3 separate regions of the Homo sapiens genome follow, and all the other regions are linked to region 3. Evidence: chromatin contacts called from ENCODE Hi-C or POLR2A ChIA-PET data. All regions are on one chromosome and are shown on one strand. The core of a region is the stretch at or near the end of the contact, and the rest is flanking DNA. Distances in the headings are between cores, read along the strand shown.

Region 1 (4,598 bases), core at 732-3,231, 55 kb before region 3:
CAAAGAGCACTCACAGCTCTAGAGGCAGAGTTCGACCTTGTACCTATCTATCTCCTGTCCAGTTTTCCTACCAAGCAGCTGCTTCAGCCATAGATGAGCATGTAGATAATTATTAAATCACCAAAGATTTGGTCCTATTCTCTGCTACACTGTACTTTGAAAGAGAAAAGAGCTGAGAGCCTAGTGCAGGGACGACATCTGGCCTGGGTCCCATCACCCAGCCGGTGACTGTATTGCAGTGGAAATGACCCTCGACTGGTGTTAACTGGGCTGCTTTCTAGCCGTGTGCCCTTAGGAAACGTGTGTAGGGTTAATCTCTGAGGGTGCCAGAGCTCATCTGGGGACATAAAAGGTCAGCTGGAAACAGGCTTCTAAGCCCCACCCCCTCCAACTCTGGCATTCCCCAGCCAACGGGTCTTACATCCCCAGCCTCCCATTGAGACTTGACCCAGAGCATTGGTGGCTTTTAATCCAAGGGCGAGATTCTCAGGCTGACCCCTGGGCCCTCCCCAGTCCCCACCACCTCCCGCTGGAATAACGCAGCCCAAAGCCTCCCCTATGGAGGCAGGAACTTAGGTGAGCAGCTCCACAGGGCACATCCTGCCCTCGACCCTGAAGACCCCGCCCTGAAGAGCCGGATGAGGGTGGTGAGGAGGGCGGGTCGGAGCCGAGGGGGCCCTCTCCGCTGGAGGAGCGCTGGATCCCCGCCGATCCTTCCCCTATCCCGCCCGTAAGTCCTCACCGTCGAGTGGGCCCCGCGCTCCTAGGGCCGTGCGCCCCGCGCGCTGCGGATGCCAGCCACAGCCCCCTTCGGAGGGGCCCAGGAGGCCGGAGGCCGGCGGCTCACTTCCCGCAGAGAGAACGCGAGGGCCCAGCCCCGCGGGCGCGCAGAAGAGGACAAGCTGGGGTCTGCAGCAGCCTGGAAGGTCGCCGAGCTGGCGCTGCCGGGCGGTTCTGGCAGCAGGGGAGAAGGCCCCACCCCGAGCCTCAAGCCCTCCGCTCAGTGTGTCCGCAGCCCCGGAGTCCCTCGGTCCCTCGGCGGCCTGTGCCGGGCTCCGGACCCGGCTCTGCCTGTGTCGGTGGCTGTGCCTCCGTGCCCCGCTTGCCGGGGTCCGCAGTCTATCTCCCGCTCTCGCCCGAGGCGGGCTGTGAGGCCGCGGCCCGGGCCCTGGCCTGCAGCGCCATCTCGTGGACCTGTGAGGAGTTGCCGAGGCCCGAGGCCTGGGCGGGCTCTGGGTTCGCTCCCACTCGTGCTCCCGGCGGGGAGCTGCGGGAGCTGCCAAGAGGACTCGCTGGGAAACCAGGCGCGGCCGTCAGCGCTGGAAATCGGTGCTTCCGGAGTGGGTTTGGGGTCCCCGGCCCCATCCAATAGGAGGAACAGATATGCGCCTCCGGAGAGCCCAAAAGGAAGTCCAAGTGCAAAACCGCCCCGGGCGTGCTCGGACACGTTCAGCGCCCGGCAACCAGCCTCCACCCCGAAGGCGCTCCCGGGAGGGTGCCCAGGAGACCCGGAGCTCGGGCTTCCTCCCAAGAGGGCGGGGGCTCCCTCCGCTGCCGCCCTGTCCTGCGAGCAGGGAGCGCTCGGCCTCCTGCGGGATCCCGCCTGACCGCCGGTGCTCCGCACCTCGGGGCCAAGGACAGCGAAGGAGGGGGAGGAAGCGGGACTGGATTTTGGGTCCTTCCCAGAGCGGAGGAAGGCAGGCTCGGGGTATAAATCCAGGGCTCGTAGAGGCTGTCCCTCAAGGGGCCGTCCCATAACCGGGAAATAGGGGGTCCCGGCCTCAAGCCGGGGCGCTTGAGCGTGAGAGTCCCGGGGAGAGCGAGGCTGAGCGCGCCCCTCCCGCCCCAGGAGCACCCCACGCAGGAGTTCGCGGTCAGCTGGGGAGGCGGGCCCGGGAGCTGCGGCCTTCGGGAGGGCAGGGCCAGGCCATACCGGTGGCTCCGGTTCTCCACAGCAGCGGCGGGGGAGTGGAGGAGGAAGGGCTTGAGGGCTCGGAAGATTCCGATTAACCCGAGAGGAAATGAGGTCCCCTGGGCCTTGGGATCCGGGCGGCTTAGCCGCTAGGGGTCTCTCGGAGCCCCTGCACTCACACCCTCCATCTCCGAGTTCCTCCGGGAATCGCACGCGCCACCCCACACCGACACGCACAATTCCCTCTTAGACCTCACACGCCCCACACGCGAGAGCCCGAGGCGACAGGCTAGGCCGCCAGCAGGTATCGCCATCGTCCCAGCACTGGCCCTCCTGCCACGCGTGTGCCGGCGGCTCTGCCGTCCAAGGACCCCGGGCCAGGCCCTGAAGGGTTAAGGAGGCCTTGCGGCACCGGAGCGGCGGGTACGCCGGGCGCCTAGGCTAATTGGCGACCCCGGGGACAATGAGGGCTGGGAGGCCGGGGAGGAGGGTGGCTTAATTGGACATGGGAGTGGCCTAGCCTTTGTCTGGGACAAGGCCCAGCCGCCGGCCGCGGGTTCCCGCAGTCGCACTCAGGCTACCAGCTGGGGCCCCGCGGAGCGCCGGGTGGGCGACTCGGAGGGGACATGTGCGGCGGGAGGTGGCGGCGAAAGTGGTGTGGGGGATCTCGAGGCCCTGGAGTCCCACCCCACCCCACCCGGGTTGCTGCAGCAACGACGCGGCCTAAAAACGGCCGCGACTAGGCCGCCCCGCCCGGCCTTCGCAGGCACCCGCCTCCCCCGCGCCCATGCCCGCACCCGCACCCCTCCCGCGACCCTAAGTCGGTGCTGCCCCCTGGTGTCCGCAGCCCTGTACGTAGGCCGCCGCGGGCGCGCAGCCGACTCTCGTCTCCCTCCTAATGTCCTGCTGAAAGTGAGAAGCCGCGGGACGCAAACGCGCCGCTCCTCTAGGAGTATGAGAGGCGTTTCAGCCCAAAGCGACCTCCAGCAAACGCGCTGCCCACGAGCTTCTATTTAGGCTGGAAAACGGGCTTCTCTGTCCCTGTCGGGTTCCCGGACCTGCCCGCAGGTCTGAGGCAGGGAAGCCAGAACCCACCCTCTGGGGTTGGGATACGTTCTACTGCAACCTCCCACTCGTGCACTGGCTGAGTCCCCTCCCTGCTCCAGCCGCATTCGGCGTGGCCTGGGGGCAGCACCATCCTGAAGAGGCGGGCCTGGTTCTCTCTCTCTCGCTCCTTGCAAATGTATCGGCCCACAAAGGCGTCCTGGGAGTCTGGGGGCCCAACTGTCCATTCCACCTTCACCATCACCGTTCCTCCATCTCAACGTCCCTGGTGTTTTGGAAGCCAGCACCCTCCCCAAGCCCCACCCTGTGCAGTGCCCAAGGTGGGCAGCCTGTTGGGGCAGGGCGTTCAGGGTCCCCAAGGCTTAAAGAGGAGAGAACTGGGAAGGAGGTGGCGTGCTCGGTGACCGACCAGACCCAGGGCTAAAGGAGTGCCCGCCCAGCTCCCACTGCTAGAAGTGGGGGCTGGAGACACCTGCTAGCTGGGCAAGGAGGGGGAGCTCACCGGCGCGGGGTGGGAGGCAGCTGTCCTTGCAGGAGTGGGTCTCGGGGAAGGACCAGCCTAATGGAGACTGACACAGCTGGACCCCGGAGAGACCCCAGCCAAGCCCATTATTATACAGGGGAAACTGAGGCAGGAATGGAAATAGCCCACTGACCCCACTCTCCACTCTCCCAAGAGGGATTTAGATAGATGAGTTAAAGTAAGACCTTTTAGTCCAGATTTTGCCACTCTAGCCAACAGCCCTGACGCGGAGGAAATGTTTGTCTTTGAGGTTCAGGAGGCAGAGAGAGGGGAAAGAATTCTAGGCTCAGCGATATTTGGCGGGGAGTACGGGGGTGGGACACAGCCAAACCCCTCCTCCGAAGGGAGAGGTTGGACAAGGAACACCCATCCTCCCAGCCCACCCACCCAGAAGCATTGAAAGGAGATGGGTTTCCAGTGTGGTTTCCCGGAAAGGGAGTCAGAAGCCAGGAGTCCAGGCCGCTCGGCTGCTCTCCTCCCGGCCCGGGTGGGTGCCCAGGCCCGTTGCGCGGAGCTGCGGGAGCGGCCGGCAGGGGGAGTCCAGCCCCGGCCTGGGACGCACCCCGCGTCCCGCGCCGGCGCCGCCCGGCCTCGCGGCTCCGCCAGCGCCCCAGCCGCCCTGCCGCCGTGCCGCCCTGCCGTCCCCGGGGTGCAGCTGCCGCCGGGCGAGGGGCGCGCAGCCTTTTGTCCCCGCCTCTCGTCCCTCCTTGCGCGCGTGCAGCGCCCCAGCCCCGCGCGACCCACAGAGCGCACAGCGCCGTTCACTTCGCTTTCTAGCGTTTTATTGTTTTCTTGCGTTTTTGTCGTTTCGTTCTCGCTCCGGAGCGAAAAGTGAAAACCTGAGGTGGAGCCCGCGGGCCGGGCGAGCCAAACCCGGGCGGAGGGGCCGAGGGGCCGAGGGGTCGAGGGGCCGGCGGGGTGGTGGCTCCTCCAGGGCTCTGGGCCTTCTCCCGCAGCCAAGGGCCCCCCCAGCCCTGTACAATATAGATGCTCACGTAAAATGAAAAAAACTTTAAATGTATGAGTTAATCTCTAAATATATGTACACAGCAATGTACACCTTTGAATAAATTAATACCAATTTGCATATTCTGGGAA
Region 2 (4,872 bases), core at 2,103-4,602, 42 kb after region 3:
CTAGGCTTCTGTCCTATCCCTGAGGTCAAGTTCCCCAATCTGGGTATTGGGCCCTTGCCTTGATGGGCTTTAGTTCTTAGGAACAACTGTGCCCTACTTACCTTGCCAACTACTACTCTCCCACCCCACCCAAATCGGTCTTGTCTCGCTGAATTCTCAAGGTGCTATTGAGGCCTCACTGCCAGTTGCCCCTGATGGTGCTACTACCCCACTGACCCAGGTCTCTACGCCGAGCCCTCTCCTAGAGTGACCTCACCTCACCGTCAATGAAGCCCTCCATGTTGCCATGAGCTGCATTTTCCTGGTCCAGGCCCCAAACACCAGGAACTGTCTGGTTCTCCCGGCTTGACTCAGCCCAGCCCTACAAAGCAGGTGTGTGGGAAAGGCTTGTTTCCCAGTAAAGGCAATACACTGCCAGTAGATGAAATAATTAAAGCATATGACCTGTTATTTAAGAAGCATGCCTTTACATTGTTTTATTCTATCATACTGTATATTGTGTGTCCTGGGTGGGCTCTGGAGGAGTCCCCTCTCTCTGGCCTTTCTACTTTGTCTCAAGCTAGTGAGGACAGCAAGAAGACGTGGAGCAGGAGTCTCTTAAAAGCTTGGCAATGAAATGCTCAAATTGATCAAATACCTAGGGCATAAGAGCTAAATATAATATGATGGATATAATATATAAGTATACTAAATTTGGATAGAAGACACTACTCTTTAGAACCCTAAACTTTTTTAAGAAAACAAAGCAGTGAACGGAATTTTTGTATATGCTACACCTATCTCAGAACTGTTGAAGCCTCCCGAACTCTAATAGTACCATCAGTGTCTGAGGTGAGAGGGAATTCTGGATCATATAGTAGCCATTTTACAGAAGGGCTGGCAATGGCTGGAGTTAGCCTCTTGCACAAATCGATCAAATACACGAGGAATTCCTTAGTGGGGAAACCGCTAAACATAAATTGCAACTGTTAATTTAATAAACCTACATGGCAGGAATTATTGTACATGACCCCGAGGAATCTAGCACAGCACATACAGTTGAGCAGATGTTTGACTAAAAAAGGAAGGAGCCACATCATTCCGAGGGCATGGATTTCTTTTCCAAAGAATTCATACCTCTTCTTTTCCTTTTATTTTATCCTCCTTCTCCTTCCCTCTCTCCCTCCCTCTAACCTTTCCTTTATTTTATCAGATACCAGCTGCAGGCCCCTCTGAGTCTGCCTAGCAGCGAAGAGGAAAGCTGTGCAGAGGGGTGCTACTGCAGGGGAGCTGTGGAAGGGACGCGGCGGCATGTGGAGGCAAATAGGAGGGCAGAGGTGCTGGGTGAGGGGCATGTCCGGGGACATCTCAGGGACCAGTACCAACAAAGGCATGGGGCATGAACATCATCTCTTCTGCTGCTCTAAGAATGACATCTTAGGCTTTCCTTAAAAAAGACGTCTCCCACATTCAGCACACATTTACTAAGTACCTGCTATATTACTATTAATATTATTATTATTGAGATGGAGTCTCACTCTATCACCCAGGCTGGAGTGCAGTGGCGTGATCCCGGCTCACTGCAGCCTCCACCTCCTGGACTCAGGTGATTCTCCTGCCACAGCCTCCTGAGTAGCTGGGATCACAGGCATGCACCACCATGCCTGGCTAATTTTGTAATTTTTAGTAGAGATGGGGGTTTCGCCATGTTGGCCAGGCTGGTTTCGAACTCCTGACCTCAGGTGATCCACCTGCCTCGACTTCCCAAAATGCTGGGATCAAAGGTGTGAGCCACCACGCCTGGCCAGCACCTGCTATAGATGGTCACTATCCTAGACACTGGAAAACACACATGAAAAGGGAAAATCCTGGTCCTAAAGAGGTTCAGTGAGATAGAGAAGTAGGTAGGTGGACAATAGAGGTGACTTTAAGATGTCAGCTGTGGGTCCCTCTGAGCCTGGCTAGGAGTAAAGAGGAAAGCTGTGCAGAGGTGTGCTACTGCAGGGGAGCCGTGGAGGGGACGCAGCGGCATGTGGAGGCAGATGGGAGGGCAGAGGTGCTGGGTGAGGGGCATGTCAGGGGACATCTCAGGGACCAGTACCAGCAAAGGCGTGGGGCATGAAACGGGGGGTCAGTCAGCCTGGTCACATTCCAGGACCCACATGGGGAAGCATCGATGGGTGAGGCTGAGGCTGTAGAGTCCTTGGGGACAGGAAGAGGCACCCCAGCATCATTGGGGTTCACTGGCCCATACCTGGGCTTTGCCATTAACCAGCGACGCTGTGCAACCTCTTCCATGGGCTTCTTTGCTCTAGGAAGCCTGAGGCGAAAGCAATGGCACCGCTGCCAGCTAGCGTCCGCTCCGAGACTGCTCTGCATGCCCTCCCGTGTCTCAGAACAGGAGTGCGTTGGCTGGGCGCGGTGGCTCACACCTGTAATCCCAGCACTTTGGGAGGCTGAGGCGGCCGGATCACCTGAGGTCAGGAGTTTGAGACCATCCATCCAGGCCAACATGGTGAAACCCTGTCTCTACTAAAAATACAAAAATTAGCCGGGTGTGGTGGTGGGCGCCTATAATCCCAGCTACTTGGGAGGCTGAGACACGAGAATTGCTTTAACCTGGAGGCGGAGGCTGCAGTGAGCCGAGATCACGCCACTGCACTCCAGCCTAGGTGACAGAGCGAGAATCTGTCTCGCGAAAAAAAGAAAAAGAAAAGGGAGTGTAGGCTGAGCAGTGTGGCGTGTGGAGGAGACTGCCCCTGGAATGCTGGGGAGAGGATTCAAGGCATTTTCCAGGCACACTGTTCCTCGGATGGGTGAAGAGGAGTTCCAACATCAGACAAGCGCGGTGACTGCTAAGAGCATTCAAATTTGGAATTCCCTCTGGTGGCTGAAATCAACATTTCTCACAAAGGAAACCTGGACAAGTCCGATCTGTAAAGAGCATTATCCACTCCCTGTGTATAGTTTATTGGTCCAGAATATCAGGTTAGCAAGCTGAAGTAATTAAACATCAAGCCAGCTGTTTTAGGCAATTAGGTAACATTTTTCATTTAGGAGACCACACAACAGAGGGGAGAGAATAGGGAGATAAGACCTGTGTTTTGATTTACTAAAGTCTCTGCTGCAGATAAAGCCCAGCTTTTTGGAACCCTTCAGGCAATTACTATTTCAGGCTTGGCAAGCACTTGAGTCTGAAAGTAACTATTGGGCTTGTCTTGGCAAGACTCAAAGTCACTGTAGCTGTAAGGTTGTCCCAGGCAGCGGTGGAGGGGAAAGTCAGTGGCAAGAGGAAGCCAGGAACTGTAGAGTCATTAGGAGGGCTGTTGCAGGCTTAGAGCTCAAAGGAGGCCAAATTCAGTTCTCCCACAACATGTTCTTAGAGAGGGAATGCGGTCAGATGGTGAAGGCCCAGGCCTGCTGGGCGGGATTCTGCGGTTCCCTTTCTGGCATCTGTACTTGTCAGCTCTGTGGGCACTGTTTACACTCCCTGCCTCAGTATCTTTTCCTGTAAAAGAGGAGAAGGACCGAGGGCTTTTAGGTTTGTGGGAGCAAAGGGAAGAGGTGCAAATGGCAGGCTGCTAATGGTGCCAGCTTAGTACAAAGGGAGAAGAGAATGCGGACATTACAAGATCAAAACGTGAATCTCCTCCCTGCCACGAACTGACAAGGTGACTCTGCTCAAGTCACTTCCCCAGTGTGTGCCTCGGTTTCTAAAGCATCAAACCAGGGAGCTGGACTAGGCTAGATGATCCCTAAGGCCCTTCCAGTTCTGACATTCTACTATCCTAAGATGCCAAGCAAGATAAATTGTTGGGCAGAAGGCAAGTAAGATTTTCTTTGAATGGAAAAGAGGAATGGCCTGTGTGCTGCCAGCCGGCTTCCCCCACGAGACTCTGGAGCCAGCACTAAGTATGGGGCCGGGCGAGTGGGGCTGGTGGAGGAGACAGCAGGCCCACGTGTGGTCACTGGCTCCGCGGCATTGAAACATCTCTTGCTTGAGCTCTTCCACTTAATTGGGAGCTTGCCTTTCCAGTTGTATATTTTTATCCTGTGCCCTGGAACCCAAACCATTAGCTTTGTAGCCAAAGGCTGCTTCTTGTTTAATCGTTAACTGCCTCAGCCTAGAGGAGCTGTACCCTGGCCGGAAAGTCCTCCTCCAGATGCTGTACCTCTTCAGCGAGCAGGACCCGAGGGAGGACGCCGAGCTGGACCCGAGTCCAAGCTCTGTCCTCCAGCCTTGGAAATAAATCCCCTACATTGTCTGGCCCACACAAATCCCCGTTCAGCCAGGCCTCTCCTGTGGGGTTATTCTGGTAACAAAATGCTTGAGATCAGCAATTCTTTTCTACTCTTACCCGCTCTCAGAGAGGAGCCAACTGGGCTATTCCTTAGGCTCCACTTTCTGTGTCTGAAATGTGGTTGAAAACTAATATTCCAGATGTTTCCTCATATTTTAAGTAGAACCGCAGATTAAGCTTCCTATAGGAAGGTAGTAGGGCATGGTGGAGGGAAGACAGTCTTTGGAGTAGAATCATGGTGGTGTAATCGTGGCCACACCCTTTACCAGTTATATGGCATTGAGAAAGTATTGGTTCTTTGAACCTTAGTTTCCTCTTAGAGCAAAATAACAGCATTCGCTTTCTCTACCTGGCAGTAATTGCCATGAATCCAAAGACTGTTTTGGTCATCACTATGTAGTCTAAGCCTAACACGGAGTAGATTTCTCAATCAATGCTACTGAGTCAGTGATTAAAAACCTCACGGGATTTTGAGGCGATCAACGAGGTGAAAGATGGGAAGTGTCTAACTTTGTACCTGGCACTTGGGAAGTGCTTATTCACAGGCTGGCAGTGCTTGGAGACACATTTCTTCTAACTGAGTGAGGTGGAT
Region 3 (4,731 bases), core at 589-3,088:
AGGAGAATCACTTGAACCCAGGAGGTGGAAGTTGCAGTCTGCCAAGATCGTGGCACTGCACTCCAGCCTGGGTGATGGAGGGAGACACTGTCTCAAAAAAAAAAAAAAAAAAATTAAAAACGTGCCCAACTACTGACCTAGGCAGGGATGCCACTTCCAGAAATCTAGCCAAAATAAATAACCTAGGAAGCAACAACCGTCATGCATAAATACGCTCATTGCCATTTTAACACAGCCCTACAATATGGTATTTGTTAAGAAAGTTATACTTCATTCTTGCAGTAGAATGTTAGGTAGTCATAAACATGATGTTTATAATTAGAATTCTTTAAGATACAATGTTAAATTTAAAAAGACAAAAGTATACAGTTATTATTATTGAACAATGCAAAAGAAACATGGAAAAACATTCTAAATGATTCACGACAAAATGTTAACCACGCTGTCTCTGGGTAGTCAGGCTATAGGGGACTCTTCTGTTACTTTATATTTTTCTATATGTTTCCCACAATTTTTTTTTTTTTTTGAGATGGAGTCTCACTCTGTTGCCCAGGCTGTAGGGCAGTGGCATGCTTTCAGCTCACTGTAACCTCTGCCCCCCGGGCTCAAGTGATTCTTGTGCCTTAGCATCCCAAGGAGCTGGGATTACAGGCATGTGCCACCATGCCCAGCTAATTTTTGTATTTTTAGTAGAATGAGGTTTCAACATGTTGGCCAGGCGGGTCTGGAACTCTTGACCTCAAGTGATCCACCCGTCTCGGCCTCCCAAAGTTCTGGGATTACAGGCTTGAGCCACTGTGCCCAGCTGTTTCCTAATTATTTTTTTGTATTTTATATTTTTTATTATTATTTATTATTTTAAAAAAATTTTTGGCCGGGCATGGTGGCTCATGCCTGTAATCCCAGTACTTTGGGAGGCTGAGGTGGGTAGATAATGAGGTCAGGAGTTCAAGACCAGCCTGGCTAAGATGGTGAAGCCCCGTCTCTACTCAAAATACAAACATTAGCCGGGTGTGGTGGCAGGCGCCTATAACCCCAGCTACTCAGGAGGCTGAGGCAGAGAACTGCTTGAACCCAGGAGGCAGAGGCTGCAGTGAGCCGAGATCGCGCCACTGCACTCCAGCCTGGGCGACAAAGCAAGACTCTGTTTCAAAAAAAAAAAAAATAAAAATTTTTTTTTTTTAGAGAGAGGATCTCACTCTGTCGCCCAGGCTGGAGTGCAGTGGTGCAATCATAGCTTACTGCAGCCTTGAACTCTTGGGCTGAAGCAATCCTCCCTCCTCTCCCAAGTAGCTGAAACCATAGGCACCTGTTATTTTATTTATTTATTTATTTAATTAATTAATTTATTTATTTATTTATTTATTTTTTGTAGATATGGAGTCTTGTTCGTTGCCCAGGCTGGATCTCAAACTGTTGGCTTCCAGTGATGCTCCTGCCTTGGCCTCCTGAAGTGCTGGGATTACAGGCATGAGCCACTGCACTTGGCCTACAGTTTCTGTAATCAGTTTTTTAAGAAAAAAAAAAAAGAAAGAAAGAAAAAGTCGAGAGACAAAAAAATGCCTCCTGGGAGAAGCACTCATGCTGGGACCAGGTGGGCCCATAAGAAGCACGGGAGGCACCTGACCTTGCTGCGATGCCTCCTCTGTCAAGTCCTGTGCTCGGTCCTGACTCAGCCGGGGGCAGGTGAGCCTGCAGCTCCATGGCCCATGTCTGACTCTTCTCCCAGTGGCCATGGCTGGCTGCATGCAATGTTGACTCATCCCTGTGTACACATGGCATATTTATTTTTAATTCATATTAGGAATGTGCACCAACTTGTGTGTGAAAAATGGCAGAAACGATTCCACCTCTGTACAAATTTCATACATCAGATCAGAAAGGGCTAGAAGAACAACTCTGGAAGGAGTTGATTTTAAAATCAAGTCCCTTTACCTGTCCTCTTTGTCTCCCCTGCCTACAACTAACCTCTGGATAAACAGGCCCGGCTTCCTAGGAGACACCTTTTCATGACTGTCAAGAAATGGCTGAGGCCCTCACACATCATGAGGTCATTGAGCAGGGCTGTGAGCCCAAGAGATCAGTCATCAGTGTAGGTCCCAGTAAGGAGAATCTCGACTGGCTCCACATTCAGAACAAACATGGAGGTGCTTCAGGGAACAAGAGAGCTTTCCAAGTCAGGCTGAAGCTGGCATTCCCAGACTGGACGCCAGAGACCCTTTACTCTTCTGTTTTAAACTTGGCACACTCATGATTTCTCCCCCTCCAAGGAGGAAGAGAAGAATCATTTTGTAGCTGGGCTGCAATGACAATGTTTCCTGGCCAGGTGCGGTGGCTCACGCCTGTAATCCCAGCACTTTGGGAGGCCGAGGCGTGTGGATCACCTGAGGTCAGGAGTTCGAGACCAGCCTGGCCAACACGGTGAAACCCCGTCTCTACAAAAATACAAAAATCAGCCGGGCATGATGGCAGGCGCCTGTAATCCCAGCTACTCGGGAGGCTGAGGCAGGAGAATCACTTGAACCCGGGAGGCGGAGGTTGCAGTGGGCCGAGATTGCGCCATTGTACTCCAGCCTGGGCCACAGAGTAAGACTCAGTCTCAAAAAAGAGAAAAGAAAAAGAAAATGTTTCCTGTAGGCTGCTCTGGCCTGCTTCTTCAGGTGGATAGAAAACATACACATAGAGCTGTGATAGGATTCCTATGGCAGGGCTCAGAATACACTGCAAGACAAACTATCCTCGGAAACCTAGCAATTCCTTCAATGGAAAAACAAGGAACTGAATCTCTCAAGACAGCAAGCATACAAACTGGGTTTTCTAGGACAGTCCTCATTCCAAATAATTAGTCTGTGGTCAGGTATCAGGAAAGGTAAGATAACTAACATTTGTCGGGTGTCCACTTTGCATCAGGCATAGCTACTTTATACACACTATTGCACTGAAATCATCCCAATAACTTATGAGGTGGATGTTATTGTTCCAATTTGTACAGTTCAAGGAACTGTGGCAGAGAGAAGTAAGATTGTTGCTTAAGATGACAAGGTCAAGGGTACAGTCAGGATTAGGATCCTAGGTTCATTTGGCTCCAAAGCCTGTCATTTCTCCACTAAAACTACCATGCTGAATTTTTTTTTTTGAAAATATGGCTGGAGTGCCAGCGAGGGGGTTTTCAGCTCAGTCTTTCCATTCCAGAATTTTTAAGTGTTCTTGCAGTTGGGTGGTAGGGGGTGGAGGGAGCAACCCAGCTAAATCCTGTGATTTCTGTGCTCCACAAATAAGTCAAACACGAGGCTCTCAACTGAGAACTTTGAAGTCTGAAACCTGGGGCCAAGAAGTCTTCTGTTTTTATTAGTCAAAGAAGATGTTTCAAAAACCAGATTTATCATGACTGGATTTCAGATGTGAAACCCAATATACACACAGACACGAGTGGCTTGTCCTCTTGGATTATTTCTGACCTTTTACTCTCCTCTGAGGATCTGCGTTTCCTCAGAGTGCGAACTCTCTGCCTCCCCAGCTGGCGGAGGTGTCTGGAGGCCCAGCTTTGCAGGCCTGGGCCCCCTGCTGGCCTTGGGAATTTCAAAGAGCAGGGAGGGATGGGTGGGCACACTGGCTCTGATCTGGAGCCAGGGGCTATTTGTTCCTCTAAGGCCCTGGGACAGTAGCTGCGGGGAAAGGAAAGGAGGAGTCCACCTGCCCTGAAGGGGAGGGTCCCGGATGTGCCTGCCGGTACTGGAGTTGACCCGTTTGATACCTGACCCATTTTTAGCTTTGTTATTTTGGTAGTCTCCTAACTATGTGGGCTTTAAAAATGGTGTTCCCAGCTTGGGCAATAAACATGTGTATTTGGAGTGTGTGGTCAACCTTCCACCTCTCTCAACCACCTAAACCCAAGAGCTCTCACTCCAAAGGACAAACCTGTACCAGATTTTCAGGTGCAGGGTCCTTGGGAAGAAGATCTGGGCCTGGCCTCCCATCCTGACTGGGGGCAAGGTACATTACAGAATCCCGACTTCCCAGGTCCTTGCACTGAAGCTGTTCAACAAAGACTTGGCCTGAGAAGAGCAGGCTAAGCAGCAGCACTGTTTTGGACAATGGAGGGGTCACTTACTAGAGTGGCTGTGGATGGTTTCCATCAGGCCTTGAGGCTTCAGGTGGGCAGAGGACCTTGCACCTTGCACAGAGGGGTGATGGGCTGAGCGTGAGTGTGAAGGCCTGGATGTTCCCCACTCAAGGGCGGTGGAAGAGTCCACTGGAACAGGAAGTCTCTCATGAAAATCTCACATATTTTCACAGAATAAGTACATATTTTTCTCATAATTCTCTCTTTCCTTTTGGTTGTGGGATCACAGCAATTTTTACCACAGGCAGGACAGATGCTGTCAACTCCATTTCATAGATGAGGAAGCCAAGGCTCAGGGTGGTTCAATGACTTGCCTCAGTCACCTTAGTTTCTCACCGTCCAGGGTGGTTGTGCGACCTTCTGTGAAGGTCTCAGTGAACAAACTGGCATGCTGCAGAAGCATCATGGCTGCCAGAGGTGGGTGCGGAAGTAGAACCAGCGGGGTGGCCTGGTGAGTGGCCTTGCTACAGTCTGGCCAGTGCTTGCTCAGGGCCCTCGTCTCACAGGGACTTCTCTGACTTTCAGCCTCATGTCCTAGTCTTGCAGCCTAAGGGGGTGGAGGTAGAGCTCAGCCTGGCGTTACTACAATTTATCACACAAAGTGTGTT

What was found. A loop is a pair of places that touch in the nucleus more often than their neighbours do. ChIA-PET counts read pairs that join two places held with the same protein, here RNA polymerase II (POLR2A). Pooled maps may share reads with other maps.
Region 1: a pooled map shows a loop between it and region 3 (2.3-fold over the local background). The contact joins the promoter of LINC02875 here to the enhancer-like site in region 3. A Hi-C loop is called at or near these places in 1 of 50 pooled maps. POLR2A ChIA-PET finds 5 or more read pairs at or near these places in 2 of 52 experiments (HepG2 and PC-3).
Region 2: a pooled map shows a loop between it and region 3 (2.2-fold over the local background). The contact joins two enhancer-like sites. A Hi-C loop is called at or near these places in 2 of 168 maps with a recorded cell type or tissue (astrocyte of the cerebellum and lower leg skin) and 1 of 50 pooled maps. POLR2A ChIA-PET finds 5 or more read pairs at or near these places in 5 of 52 experiments (H1, HepG2, PC-9 and 2 more).

Annotation. Positions count from the first base shown.
Region 1 is chr17:61,409,134-61,413,731 of GRCh38, reverse strand. It overlaps LINC02875 (long intergenic non-protein coding RNA 2875), which reads right to left and starts at 1,981. Exons shown (of 1, transcript NR_160788.1): 1 at 452-1,981. TBX2 (T-box transcription factor 2) reads right to left here. Exons shown (of 7, transcript NM_005994.4): 7 at 4,266-4,598. RefSeq lists silencers at 975-1,034, 1,055-1,114, 2,635-2,804, 3,965-4,114, 4,125-4,174 and 1 more and an enhancer at 2,684-3,266.
Region 2 is chr17:61,312,936-61,317,807 of GRCh38, reverse strand. The region is part of intron 22 of BCAS3 (BCAS3 microtubule associated cell migration factor); the gene reads right to left. Among named protein-coding and RNA genes, the nearest start is that of TBX2-AS1, 84 kb to the left of the region's middle. RefSeq lists an enhancer at 2,331-2,832. Within about 2 kb of position 3,352, at least 20 of the 41 ENCODE cell types and tissues checked have a DNase peak (open chromatin) inside an H3K27ac peak, as active enhancers do.
Region 3 is chr17:61,353,883-61,358,613 of GRCh38, reverse strand. All of the region lies in intron 22 of BCAS3 (BCAS3 microtubule associated cell migration factor), which reads right to left. Among named protein-coding and RNA genes, the nearest start is that of TBX2-AS1, 43 kb to the left of the region's middle. RefSeq lists an enhancer at 1,612-1,906. Within about 2 kb of position 1,838, at least 4 of the 41 ENCODE cell types and tissues checked have a DNase peak (open chromatin) inside an H3K27ac peak, as active enhancers do; they include PC-3, where a contact is called at or near this core.